Regions from separate parts of the Homo sapiens genome. Here all the other regions are linked to region 3. A link is a contact called in ENCODE Hi-C or POLR2A ChIA-PET data. All regions are on one chromosome and are shown on one strand. The core of a region is the stretch at or near the end of the contact, and the rest is flanking DNA. Distances in the headings are between cores, read along the strand shown. Region 1 has its middle 63 kb from the start of C5orf67. Region 2 holds the start of MIER3 (MIER family member 3). Region 3 holds the start of IL6ST-DT (IL6ST divergent transcript).

Evidence for each region. Hi-C counts contacts between places; a loop is a spot of excess contacts on that map. ChIA-PET counts read pairs that join two places held with the same protein, here RNA polymerase II (POLR2A). Pooled maps may share reads with other maps.
Region 1: a loop to region 3 is called in a map with no recorded cell type, with 8 times the contacts of the local background. The contact joins the enhancer-like site here to the promoter of IL6ST-DT in region 3. A Hi-C loop is called at or near these places in 2 of 37 single-sample maps with no recorded cell type and 5 of 50 pooled maps. POLR2A ChIA-PET finds 5 or more read pairs at or near these places in 2 of 52 experiments (RWPE1 and T-cell).
Region 2: a loop to region 3 is called in a map of CD8-positive, alpha-beta T cell, with 23 times the contacts of the local background. The contact joins the promoter of MIER3 here to the promoter of IL6ST-DT in region 3. A Hi-C loop is called at or near these places in 4 of 168 maps with a recorded cell type or tissue (CD8-positive, alpha-beta T cell, dorsolateral prefrontal cortex and naive thymus-derived CD4-positive, alpha-beta T cell) and 15 of 50 pooled maps.

Annotation. Positions count from the first base shown.
Region 1 is chr5:56,666,735-56,671,536 of GRCh38, reverse strand. No RefSeq gene overlaps it. Among named protein-coding and RNA genes, the nearest start is that of C5orf67, 63 kb to the right of the region's middle. RefSeq lists an enhancer at 1,042-1,091 and a silencer at 1,041-1,335. Within about 2 kb of position 1,381, at least 15 of the 41 ENCODE cell types and tissues checked have a DNase peak (open chromatin) inside an H3K27ac peak, as active enhancers do.
Region 2 is chr5:56,950,745-56,954,977 of GRCh38, reverse strand. MIER3 (MIER family member 3) reads left to right here and starts at 2,855. Exons shown (of 13, transcript NM_001297599.2): 1 at 2,855-2,884. The coding sequence starts at 2,876. RefSeq lists silencers at 2,574-2,993, 3,024-3,133, 3,194-3,363 and an enhancer at 3,934-4,023.
Region 3 is chr5:55,992,835-55,996,979 of GRCh38, reverse strand. It overlaps IL6ST-DT (IL6ST divergent transcript), which reads right to left and starts at 1,813. Exons shown (of 2, transcript NR_102755.1): 1 at 1,426-1,813. IL6ST (interleukin 6 cytokine family signal transducer) reads left to right here and starts at 2,017. Exons shown (of 17, transcript NM_002184.4): 1 at 2,017-2,196. RefSeq lists an enhancer at 1,464-1,975, cis regulatory regions at 1,564-2,237, 931-3,249 and a silencer at 1,807-2,286.

The DNA of each region.
Region 1 (4,802 bases), core at 132-2,631, 670 kb before region 3:
ACATGGAGGAAACAGAAATTTTGCTACCTCCTTTCAGTGTTAAGTTTGAGATATCCTGATAAAAACCTTCAAAAAAGGGACTGAATGTTATTATTATTTTTTAAAGTAAAGACAAGAGGTTTATGTCCTACAGTTCTGGAGTCTGGGAAGTCCAAGGTTGAGGGTCCTGCATCTCTGAATGTGAATTTTTAACAAATGTGTTGGGGCTGGAGGGTTGGGGTGAGTTGGAATGGGGACAGAGCTCTTGAAAGATGCTTATTAAATCTGCAGTCCTTTCTAACAGACTTTTACAGGTAGGAACGCTTTCTTTGAGAAAGATGCACAGAGCTTGTCCTCTTCCCTTGAAAGCCATGGGCAATGAATGATAAAGTAGTTAGTCATCACAGAGCACTGGTGACTTAACTGCTCAAATCAATAAATATTCCCATTTCCATTGACTCATTTAATGGGAAAAGAAGGTCACATGTCAAGAAAGAGGGAGGGGATGGAAGAAAGGAGAGAATGAGTGAGACAGGAATTTTGAAATGTATTAGAACGTGTTTTTTTCTAACATTTTAGTATGAAGATTCCCAAATTACAGGAAAGTTGAAGGAATTAAACAGGGTATACCCATTTACTCACAACTTGGATCCTGCAATTAATATTTTGCTATAATTGCTTTATTACCTCTATTGATCCTCTCAAGAGTAGCAGTCTGTGAGTTTTGATGAAGGCTTACTTGTGTGACCCAGTCCTAACCGGATATAAAATATAACCTTCATCTCAGAAAATTCTTTCTTGCCCCTTCCCAGGTAATCCCTGCTCCTACCTCACAGCCAGAGGCAACCACTATTCTAATTTTTAAAACTGTAGATTAGTTTTGCCTATTTTTGAATTCCATGTTAATAATACCATACAGTATGAGCTCTTTTGTATGTGAAGCTTCTTTCATTTACCATAATATTTTTGAGATACAGTCAGGTTGCTGTGTGTAGCCATTTATTTTTTAAACCACAATAATCTCTATTCATTTTTAGAGAGTCTCAGGTTAAGAGTTTCTTCTAAAAGCAACAGGAAAAATAAGCTGTTGTTTTTTTTTTTTTTTTAAGATAGGGGAGAGAGAGTTGAAAGGAACCTGAGTGAAAGGTACTTTGGCCTCTTAATTTTCATGATAAAGAAGTTGAGGCCCCGTCATTGCTCTGGGGCACGCAGACTGAGCTGAAACTGGAACCCAGGTCTCCTGATTCACGGCTTGAAAGGGTTAGGAAGGCAGCTGAGTAGGGTGGTTGTTTGAGCTGAAGCCATGTGAGAATAGAGAGTTTCGACAGAGCTTTGCTTTAGAGGATGTGAAACTACAGTAACCTCATGTGACAAAAAATCCTCCGAGGCCTTGGTATGGAGCCAGAGGAGGAAGTTTGACATGGCCTCTGGTTACCAGCTCCACCTCTGAACCCACTGGCCCAGGATGACTTATGGTGAGCTCTCTGATTTGCAATAAAACTAGACATGGGACAGAGAAAGCTTTTCTGCACCATGCACAAGGCAGGACAATGCTAAAGGAGGGGGGGGAAAAAAAAACAAGAAAGACACCTTCAGCCACATGGCCTTCCCATAGCAGGGGACCCAGAGCTGAAAATAAAACACCCAGGGAGGAAGGGATGCTGTGGTTACAGACAGAGCCTTTGTCTCCCAAGTGCATGTTCCAATTCAGCCCAGGATGACAATGACCTGGAGGTTCCTGCCTGCCAGCTGTTGGCTGGCCTTTGTGAAAGTCCCCGAGCTCCAGGCCAATGCTTAGCGGGCAGGTATCCATATCGTGAAGCCAATTGGCACTGCTGGTACCTTTGTTGATGATGTGAGCACAGCCACTGGGAACCAAGGCTGCTGGTGCACTCTTGCTACCAGCTGGCAGGTGCAAACCCATGGGCAGGTGCCCTGGGGAGAGACGGTTCATGCTGCCATGGTAACCGATAAAAAAAAGGAGGTTTCTTCAAGGTCAGTTTGCCCTTTTTTCTGCTAGAGGATATTGTGAGGAAGAAATGAATTTGTGGCAGCCCTGACTTGTGTGTAAATGTGTCCTTCATCTGTTTTGAATTGACACTTCTAATTGGATCTAATATTAGTGTCACCCACTGGGCAAATCTGGGTATTGGTGGGTCTCCTGGGCTATGTCATTGTGGACAAAGATCAAGTCACCAGAGAAGTCCCAGAAGAGACGTTCCAGTGTAAACCAAGCAGGATTGAACAAAGAATTCCAAAAGTGATTTTGAAAAGGCTGACAGTCAGGTTGGACAGGTTCTTCGGGCTATTCCAGGATGTGAAATTAATGCGGACTGTCTGAGGCGTGTCACCCTAGATGTCCTTTAGCCAAACTGTCCTAGGTGCAAGGAAGAAGGGACCCTTGTCAGCTTGCTTGGTGCCTCACGAGTTTGTCACAATGCATTCATTGTAAAGAAGCAAGCTTTCCTTATCATCATTGTCCTTCTCTCTGTAAACCTTCTGCTCATGCCTTTACCTTGGGCAAATACATTTTCTGGCTTTGATTTAAAAGTTCAGCTTCTTGATATTAATATTTCTGCGCTTCATTCTGATAAAAGTTGTTCTGACTCAGGTCATTGGCTTGGGTGTCAGTAATTTTCCCATTTAGCCTCTCTTGTGTGTTTTTCATATTCTGAGATTTCTGTTGGCAGAAATAACAGCATTGTATTAATTAATTAATTAGTAGCATTGTGTTATTGCAGGGGCTTCATGAACCCCTGGGAGAATTTTACTCTGTTCTGCTTACTGGGATGCTACCAAAATTATTTAGTACCCTGACAATCAGAAATATCATTTTTTTGGATAAACTCTAAGCAACTTGCCTGCAAGTATAACCATGGAGGTTGGCCTCAGCTTCCCAATGTACAAAATGAAAAGATTAGATTAAATGATGTCTTCAGGTACTTGCCAGCTGGTTTTCTAAGATGTTTGATTTTAACATAAAAAGAAAACCTGTGAATATATTCAACAAATAACAAATGGAATTTACAAAGCTCTGCACTGGATCCTTGTATGCAGTAAATATTTATAATTCATCTACCAAGTCTGGGTGCTGGGGCTATGGAAGCGGATACAGCATCATTTTCTATTCTGAAGGATCTCATAGCCTAATGAGGGAGGGGTCACAAGAAAAAAATTCTTCTCAAAATTGGCAGGAGTTTGAAGACAAAATTCTGCTTGGGAAAAGAACTTACCTTTTGGTTTGGAAGAGCTTCTAAACTGACATGTTTAATGTAGAAAGATAAGTCTTTTTCCCTGAGCCCCCTCAACTGGCAGGGCCATAACTAAGGTGATATTGAGTGAGGCACTTGCCTGGGATACAAAAAAAAAAAAAGGGGTCGAGGGGGATGTCAAAAAACTTCGTGGTTAAGATAAACTGCACTATAAAGTAGTCTTTTAAAAATCAAAATTAATGAAAACAAAATCCCTGATGAACAAAGGATGAAAATTTAAAATAAAGAGAGGATCTGATCCTGCATGTGTATATACCCTTTCCTCACTTTCCTCCCCCTAATCTTGGCCCTGGTTCTATTAAAATTTTATACAACTTGTAATTTGATTTTTAAAAGCATAGCATTAAAATATTAGAATATTTTAATATTAATATAATTGAATATTTTATATTAAAATATAAAATATCACAATAATATTAATTAGCATAATTAATTTTAATATTACTATTTATTAATATTAATTTTATTACAAATCTGGAGGCATCACATTACTGAACTTCAAACTGTACTATAAAGCCATTGTCACCAAGGGATGGGGGGGTGGCGAGGTATAACAGACTACACATAGGGTACAGTGTACACTGCTTGGGTGATGGGTGCACCAAAATCTCAGAAATCACCACTAAAGAACTTATTTGTGTAACCAAACACCCCTTTTCCCCCAAAAAACTATTGAAATGAAAAAGTTTTTAAAAAAGAACATTAAAAAAACTTGCCAATTTGATTTTAAAGACAATTGCATTAAAATAGTAAACTATTTTAATATTAATATTAATGTAATATTTTATATTGAAATATAAAATTTTATGCTAAAATATAAATATTAAAATAATAAAGTTTAGACAAAAAAAGAGTAGAACAGAATTTAGGGTTTTAGAAGGCTGTCAATAGAGGGAAAAAAGAAGTCTGTGGAAGGAGCCTGGGTTTCTAGAAGATGGTGGTACATAGCTGAGAAAGTCTTCATAGTGGAGAATGGTTTGTGAATATTTATGAAAGAGGTATCTAATAAGGGTTTTGAAGTTGTTCCTCACTCTGTGTTGCCTTTTATCCCCCTTTACCCACTATCCTTCAGTTAGAAATCTGATACATACAATAACCCTTGAATTTATGCTGAGTTGAGAAATAGGACGGAAGAAGGGTGTTGTCCAGCATGTCCAGGAAGTGGGCTAATGAGAGAGTAGGAAAGATGTAGAAACCAGGAAGGATGTAGCAAGGACCGCCTCAGGAGAAGGGAGAGGACTGCGTGGGTGGGTGGCTCTGGATATTCTGAAGTACAGAGGGTGCAGCCTTGAGCTCTAGTGTTTTGTAAAATTAAAGGGAATCTCTTAGGCAGCAGACACTTGGCATGCCTGCGAATCAATCACGACAGTACGTTGTTGTGGCCAGTCTTTGGTTTGTCCCTCCAAGGGAAAGGTCCACTTTCTTCCCTTGGAGGCTGCCCTGTATGGACCACAGGAAAGGGCTCCCTTGACCCTGGATTCCAGCTGGAGTTCCCTCCAGCACCAGCAGATAATTGGAAGGAGGGAGGAAGAGCCAAACTCAGGGCTTTTC
Region 2 (4,233 bases), core at 1,606-4,105, 960 kb before region 3:
GTGTTAACCTCCTAGTCTAGTTAGTTTCGTTGGTCCTCATTTTTTTATATATGTTTTTTTATTTTATTGTATGAATTTACTGGAAGCCTCTAAAATTACATGTTTATAAATAAAGCTGTATTGATTTATTTCCTTTCTAAAGATGGTTGGAGGATCTATGACATTTTGGTTCTCCTTAGGAGGTTACTATGGTTTTTAGTTTTCCTTGCTCACATATCCATTTACCACCTATGGAAATTACTTAGATTGTAAGCTTTTGGGGGACAAGGACATTTTTATGGTGGTCCCACAGTGCCCAGCATCTAGCACTTTCTATATAATGCCCTGTATTGCATAGTTACAGGATAATAAAAGTAAAAAGTAATAGTATTTTAATTTAAACTCCTTGGGTCACAAGGATTTTTAATCTGTACTGACTCATGAAAGTCTTGTCAATCAGAAAGAATGAGAGCTCCATCTACATATAGACTTTACACACTTTATCATAAAGGAATGTGTTATGTAAGACTGAGTGATAAACTTTCTCTAGTGATCAGGTGGGGGAAAGTAGCTCTGCTACCTTCAACTGCTAATAAATTTAGCTTCATTTATCTTTGTCTGAATCCTTATTTAATACCATGGACTCAGACTTCCTACACTACGTTCTATAATAGGGAGCATATAACAATCAAAATTACAAATGCCTATACAAAATCTTTACAATTGAATATAAAGAAAGTCTACAGAAACATTACTAGATTCATGAAAGTGAATAAATCTGTGTATATTTCAGTTATGGCAAAACATATAATCTAAGACTACATTTATAGTTTGGATTAGCCAAGTTTGCTGGGAAGAAAATGTTTTTCCCAGTGTAATGTATGAGGCAGGTTGTTGGAGACACTTTCTTCACGTGGCTCAGACTGCGGTCCAGCTGCTCAGGGCACTGTTTCATGGTTCTGTCCACAGCGCGTGCTCACTGCGTCATTTCTAAAGTTATTCACTTGTACTTAATTTCAAGCCATTTTTTTTTACTTTGAAAACTCTGAACGCCTCATTGAGGACAGTACATACAATGTGTGCCAAGGTCTGGTTTCAAAGTTTAGCTGTTTTTGAGTTATTTGACTGGACAAAAGGTCGAAAGATATCTTTCACAGCAGGGAAAGTGTAATTTTCCATGTCTTTATGATGTTTAGAAATAGTTGGAGTGATTTTTCCCTAAAATTTCCATAAGTAAATAACTTTTACCCGTGGCATAAGCTTGATTTTGAGATGCCTTGGCAAAAAATTTGAAAATAACCCTCTCCCTACCTCCAGTCTCCAGCCTCATCCTCAGTATGCACTCCAGCAATAAGGGAATTGGAGGGACCCCAGGTTAAAATCAAGACCTTTCATGTTTGGATTAAAAGTATGACGTATGGAAAGTTTTAGCTTCTAAAAACTTGTCTTTATCATTTAATATTACGTATGTTTTAGAAAAAAGCTGGGAGAAGAGCTCTGGTGTCTGAGATCACTCTCTCCAAATTCCTGTAGGGTCCTGCTATAATTCCTGATGGTATTTGCATCTCACTTATTCATGTACCTTACAGCCGACTTTCTTTTCCACAGATAGAATTGGCCTCCCACTTTAGGACAATGTGTCCTCCAAATTTGCTAGGGCAACTCCATACCTTACTTTAACTTCTTGCAGGACCTAACTCTCCAATCAGTCGTTAGTGTATATTTTTGTGTACTTGGCTCAAAGTCTTTCAGTGTGGATGTGGACCTTCCGGAGAGTAATCTCCTCCAATGAAGAGCAAATGGTCATAAGGAACATGTACGAGCAGGTATTCCTGTTAAGCCTTATGCTCCGTCTTTCACCCATCCACTTGCACAGGGGACTAGTTTCCTTTTATGATCCTACCCAAACGTTTGGCCTTTTTGGAGAAGTGAGGGAAGTGAGGGGTAGAATTTTTGAGACTCAGTTCAGGGCCTTTGATATGCTGTTCCTGTCCTTCAACAGATGTATCAAGTATCTCTGGGTCATCCCCTAAGACACGTTGGTGATGAACAATTCCTAGAACTGGTCTAATTTTTTTTTTTTTTTTTTTGGATAACAGCACAGTTTATATTTTTTGGGCATCTTCTTGAACTGTACAAGTATATTCAGCATCATTTCTCTGCCCTGTCGATCTTTTGTCTTTTCTTCTGTGCTGTCAATAACCTGTTTGGCAAATGTCTACTTCCATTGTCCACTCCGTGAGCAGTGTACACCGGTCTCCATCTCCCATTCCTGCAGGTCCCTTCGTGGAAACGGCAAAGTGCCTGACTGTAGTCCTCTCATTCTGGACTGACTCTGCCATCCACCAGCCTCTTCTCCCATTTCCCAGGGCTTCCTCCCACATCTGTCTATTTCATAGATCGCCTCCTCCTCTTAGGGAAGTTGAGTCTGTCGAGTTCCCCTGCACATCGCCTGCCAGTCCAAGTCTCCTGCCCGCCTCCCGCACGCCCTCCCGCGCCGCGGTGTCTGTGGGTCGGTTCCCAGACGCGCCCGCCGGCTCTTGGGCCTCCACTGGCTGGACGTGGGTCTGTCCCGCGCCCGCGCGTCCGTCCGTCCCCCACTTGCCTCCAATTCGGCAGGAACTTTACACCAGCCAGGAGGAGAAGGACGGTGCGCGCGGGTGCGGGTCTGGCCGGCTGGGGCCGGCGCGGGGGCGGCGAGGGGCGCCGGGCGGCGTCGGCTTGCGAGCGGGCCGGGGGCGTCGCGGGCCGCCCTGCCCTATAAGGGGCCGTGCCGCCTCCGCCGCCGGGCGGGTGCCGGGCGGACCGCGGCGGTGGCGGCGGCGGCTGCGATTGGCTCAGGCGCCCCATCCGGGGACTGGGCTCGGCGCTGCTCGTTCGCCCTAAAGGTACCAATATGGCGGAGGTGAGCAGGGAAACCGGGCAGGAGCAGCCGGGCTGGAGCGGGCGCCCGGCGGCTCCCCGCGACCCCCGAGCCAGCCTGGGGGATCCGGGGCTCTTTCCGCTGCCCCATGAGGGGCGGCGTGGCGACGCGGGGGTCGCGGGGCGGCGACTGGCCGTGGCGGGGCTGGCCGGGGGGCGGGAGCGGGCGCGGGAGCGGTCTCCCTCCGGGACTAGGCCGCGGCGGCTCCGGCCCCGGTCGGGCCGGGCGACCGAGCCGGACGGAGGTGGCGGCCGGCTGCAGTGAGCCCTGCCCCAGGGACGAGGCAGTGCCGTGTCCCCGGTCGCTGACGCGGGCCGCCGGCGCCTCCGCGCCTCTTCCCCGGGCCCGGGTGGGTGGAAACCGGCGGAGCCCCCCCTCCGCGGCCGGATCGCAAAGAGGGGAGCGGGCTGCGCCACTGCCCTGCGGGAGTCGTGCGCTGTGCCCCCGGCCCACCGGGCCCGGGCTGCGGCGCGAAGGAGCCGCACGCTTCACTTTGCTGGGGGCGCGGAGAAGAGCGGGATGCGGGGCCACCGGGCTTCTCAGAAGAGCGGGACTCCCCACCCCGCAGCCCGGGAGGTGCGGGAGCCCCTGGGGTTAAAGGGCAGACCGAGACCCTCGACGCCCTCTCCAGGAGAGCGGCTTGATAGCTCCAGTTTTCTCTGGGCTGGAGGAAGGAAGGCTGGGCGAGCGAAGCTGCCCCGGCCATGTCCCCCGGGACTGGTGAGCTGGGGGGAGGGGGCGGTGTGGCAGGAGCCCCTGGGCTGGAGCTCGCTGGGGCGGGGGGCGCGCTGACGGTCCAGGGAGGGACTGAACACTCTGGAAGGAGCCAGCATCCCTGGAACTGAGAGGAGCTGCATCTCTGGACTCGAGAGAGAGGATGGGGGGCTCGCGCTTTGGTTTGGGGGCGAGTGTCCGATTCGAGCTGGCCTACGCTGCAGGGGAAGAGATCGGCTTCGGAGTTGGGGCTCCCGGGCCCCAGGGGCGAACTAGGTGCTCAGAACGCGAGTTCGTTCCAGAAAAGGGTGTTACGTTTCGAGTTGTTTGGGGCTTCGGAGAGCCGGGTGGGATTTGGAGGACTCCGGAGATGCCAGGGATGGGGGACTGATGGTGCCAGCCGACTGCTCTGGGTTTTGCTTCTCTGCTTGGAAACTTGCTGAGCTCCAAGAAGCGACTTGGAGTTGCCTCTCAGACTCCGGGCTTCGTCCCGGGTCTGTGAGTTTGTACACTTGGGACTCGGGGAGGAAGGCGAGGCAGCCAAGAGGGGGCCCGAAAGGGGCCGGGAGCGATTCGAGTGAAGCTACGTCTTGCACTTTTGGCAGCTGCGGAGGAGC
Region 3 (4,145 bases), core at 564-3,063:
ACACCCATAAAAGCACTAACTCAGTCATTTGTTTTCCTAATGGTGCCAAGGCAGGCTGGTGTGTTGTGACATATCAATCCACTTCTGTGTACCTGCCCTTCCCCGTCCAGCAAAATATCATCATTTTTAATATATGTTGTGATACTAAAATATTTCAGAAGTGTTGACCGAGTAGACATTCAATAATGATTATAGCTGATACTTACAGAGCACCTACTATGTGCCAAACACTGTATGTATTTTAACTCATTTAATCCTTGCAACAATCCTGTTAGGTTGGTATTGTTATTCTCATTTTGCAGATGAAGAAATTTGAAAAGACTTGCCCAAGGTCACAGAGATGAGAAATAGAGGCATCAGCATTTAAACCTAGGCAATCTAGAACCAGAGGGTACATTTAACCACTATACATCTCCCCTAAATACATCTTTGCATCACACCTGTTATCTCAGCACTTTGGGAGGCCACTAAGGCCGGAGGATCGTTTGTTGCCAGCAGTTCAAGACCAGCCGGGTCAGCATACCAAAATCTTGTCTCTCCAAAAATTTTAAAAATTGGCCAGGTATTGTAGGGGCACCTGTAGTCTGAGATACTTGGGAGGTTGAGGTGGGAGGATCGCTAGAGCCCAGGAATTTGAACGTGCGGTGAGCATGATCCAGCCACTGCACTCCAGCCTGGGTGACAGAGTGAGACTGTGAACAACAACAAAAAAATCAAGTTTCCTGGATCTATACAAAATTTTCAATTTAACAAATTTTTATAAAAATTTGTTTTAAAATAAACACCCCTCTAAATGGCAAAGCTAGAACAGAATCTGGTCACAATCTATAGGTTAGATATAGGATGACAGGGAGGAGCAAGAGCTGAACACATCAGCTGCAGCACCATCTACTTTGCCTGCGACTCCGTTAGCAGGCCCACTTTGCCCTTTTATAAATTATCTGATCAACAACTAAGAGATTAAAATTCGATCTATGTTTTACTCTATCTGAATCCTCAATATAATGAAGAACTTTATAATTGTTAATTTATGGATATAATTTAAGTTCATTAAACCATTATTTCCTTCCTATATCCTCTCATTCTTCCACAAAAACCTCTACCTTTGGGTGTTTACTTTTACAGACACCCACGCACACACCCCACACGCACGCACGCACATGCCTTATCTTTTAACTCAAGATTCTCATCTTCCTTTGGGGAGAAACAAACATCATGAGCCTTGAGGTCCATTTTCTGAGGGAAAGGGGGGGGCGGAGGCGGGATGAATAGGTTTTTACCCGGTATTTTTTATCATAAACGGGGAGGTACAAACCGCAAAGAAACACTAGTCGCTTGGTGGGCCACCACCTCTGGGGCTCACTGATCAATCGCACCCAAACTCATTTACTAATTTAAAAAAGTACTGTGGCAAGGCTCGTTTACGTAAGTCTTGGAGAGAAGCCGCCGCCACAATCTGCCGCAGTCTCGTGCGGAGTCACGGCCACCGAGCTCTTCACTTTCCCCAAGAGGCTCCCACGCCTTCCCCATCCCCAAGGGAGCTAGGCGGTCCCTCGCGGCTCTGAGTCCCTCGGGGAAGGCCGCGAAGAGAGGCCGCAGGCGCCCTGGCGAGAAGGGAGGGCGGGGGCAGCGGGCGGCGGGCAGCACCCGGGCTCCAGTTCATGACCCCGTTATTCCACAGAAAAATGGAACATTCCGCTCTTTCCGCCCACAGAGGGGAGGTGGGGGGAACCCTTCGATCTAGTCTGGGAGAGGCGACGCGGACGCAGCCACCGGAATCCGGGACGCGAAGAGCCGCGTTACGGGAATCGCTACCCCTCGGAGTCCCGCCCCCTCGTCGACAGGCGGCCACTGGACCAATGCCTGGGCGCAAAGGGTCTCTCAGGGGCCAATCAGCGCCTAGGTCCCGGTAGGGGGCGGGGCGCAGCGTTGGCCGGCCGGGGGCGCAGCTGGGCGGGATTGGGGAGCGCCCCGCCCCGCCGCGGGACTGGGGTGGCGCGCTACCTCTGCGGAGAAGGATCTGACAGTGTTCCGGAGCCGGGGCGAGCAGCCAAAAGGCCCGCGGAGTCGCGCTGGGCCGCCCCGGCGCAGCTGAACCGGGGGCCGCGCCTGCCAGGCCGACGGGTCTGGCCCAGCCTGGCGCCAAGGGGTTCGTGCGCTGTGGAGACGCGGAGGGTCGAGGCGGCGCGGCCTGAGGTGAGGAGGGGCCGGGTGCTGGGTCGCGTAGCTGGAGTTAGAGTGTCGGTGGTTTCGGACGGGCTATCTGGCACTCGAGGAGACCTCCCTTCCCCCTGAGAGCAGCGCCCGGAACTTGTCAGCCCAGCCTGGAAATCCCCACATTCCTTCCCCTTCCTGCTCCCGGACCTCCGAATTCTACTTCCACAACTTTGTCACCTCGATTATCGCAGCCCTGAGTACAAACTTCACCCAGGCGCACGCACGCACCCCTCTTAACGCCCGCCCCGCAGAACGCCCTTCAAGAACAAACCCCCCTTTTTGTTACCAGATCCCACGTTTTTCCCAATCCCCTTTTCATCTCCCCTGAAATTCTATTCGCTCCGCACTTGTCTTCATTCTCGAGGTGGATTTCCCTTCCCCAAAGCCGTTTTTTCATCTTGAAATCGTAACGTTTCAGCTTTGTTGAAAGTTCACAATGCTTATAAACACTATTAACGTTTCTTTCCTTCTTTTGATCTTTTCTATTAATAATTATCATTCCTAACGAATTCCACATCTCACTGTATCCCAAGGAGAACAAATCAGTTTTTAAAATTTTACCTCCTCCGACCTAAACTTTTGAAGATAGTGCAGGAAGCAAGGGTCTGTTCTTCAGTGGATGAACAGCATTTTATTTCATAATCCGAAACTGAAAAAAAAAAAAAATCACAGGTTAAAAATAAGACGTCACCTTTTTTTTTTTTTTTTTTTTTTGCCTTCAGAAGGAAACGCATTTTGGCTTAGTTTGTGAAGTATTTCAACAATTATACTGCCTTAAAATAACTAGTTATTAGAATGCCAGGGTGAATTTTCTGAAAGATTGTGGTATTTGCTTTTGACAGTGCTGTAAACAAACCCTTTAAACTGTGTATGACTGCCAGCTTCAAGTTGGAACAACTCTTAATTTGAAATTACGGACTCAGATCATCAGTTTAGCTGTGTGCCATTATGTTAATTTCTTAAATTCATGTTAATTCCTATTTGGAAGTATTTTTGAACTATGAACTGAAATATTACATTTATAGAACCAACTTGCTATTAAATTGTGCTTTCCAACTATTTCTCTTTAGGGATAATCTTGAACGTTTGTTTTTAATCTTGAGTGAAAGAAAAAAATTACAGGAAGGAGAAAGTGTCAAAAAGGACAGACTGTAGTGGGATTTTTTTCTTATTTTAAGTATGTATTGACAATACCAGTTTAATTTTCTCACAGGCAATTTAGATTATTATAAATACTGCTGCCACCTAATTTAATATAATATAGTCTTACGTAACTAAAAATGTTGTTCTCACTCTTATTTGTGAATTGCAGTATTTTCAATTTATTTAAATTTGTTTCCAAGGCTTTGCACTTCAGTTCAGTGTTAGGGCGAAAGTTAAATACATGTGAAGTAGGTGTTAAAATGTCCCCTTTATAGAGAAGGAAACAGGAGTCTCGCTGAAAACTAGATCTGTGTGACTCCAAATCCTGTGCTCTGAATCATTTTGTCATGTTGACACGTTTCTCATAAAAACCCCAGTGCCACAATTTGGTTTGGGAACTTAAGGGCAACCCATAAATCCTCTACAGTGGCAGGGAGGGATTCCCCGCTCCCTCCTTTCAGAGCTGCTCATTTTAATGGGAGTCAGAATTCTCTGGCCCTAATACATTTGCAGCTTGGCTCCTAGAGAAGCATGGAATGTTCTCACAGCTTCTCCGTTTCTTTGATTGCAAAGGCAGAATGATCAGAGTTGAGGTTCCTATTGTGCTTTATTATTTTACACAGCAAATACTAAGCAATTACTACCTGCTGTACGAACTCACAAAGGTGCAGGAGATGTAATCAGGACCTTCAAAGAGTTTATAATAATTGGATTGACAAACTTATACGAAAAAAACTACAAGGATGCAAAGCAGTTTTAATTAAATGCAGAGTGATGCAGAAAAT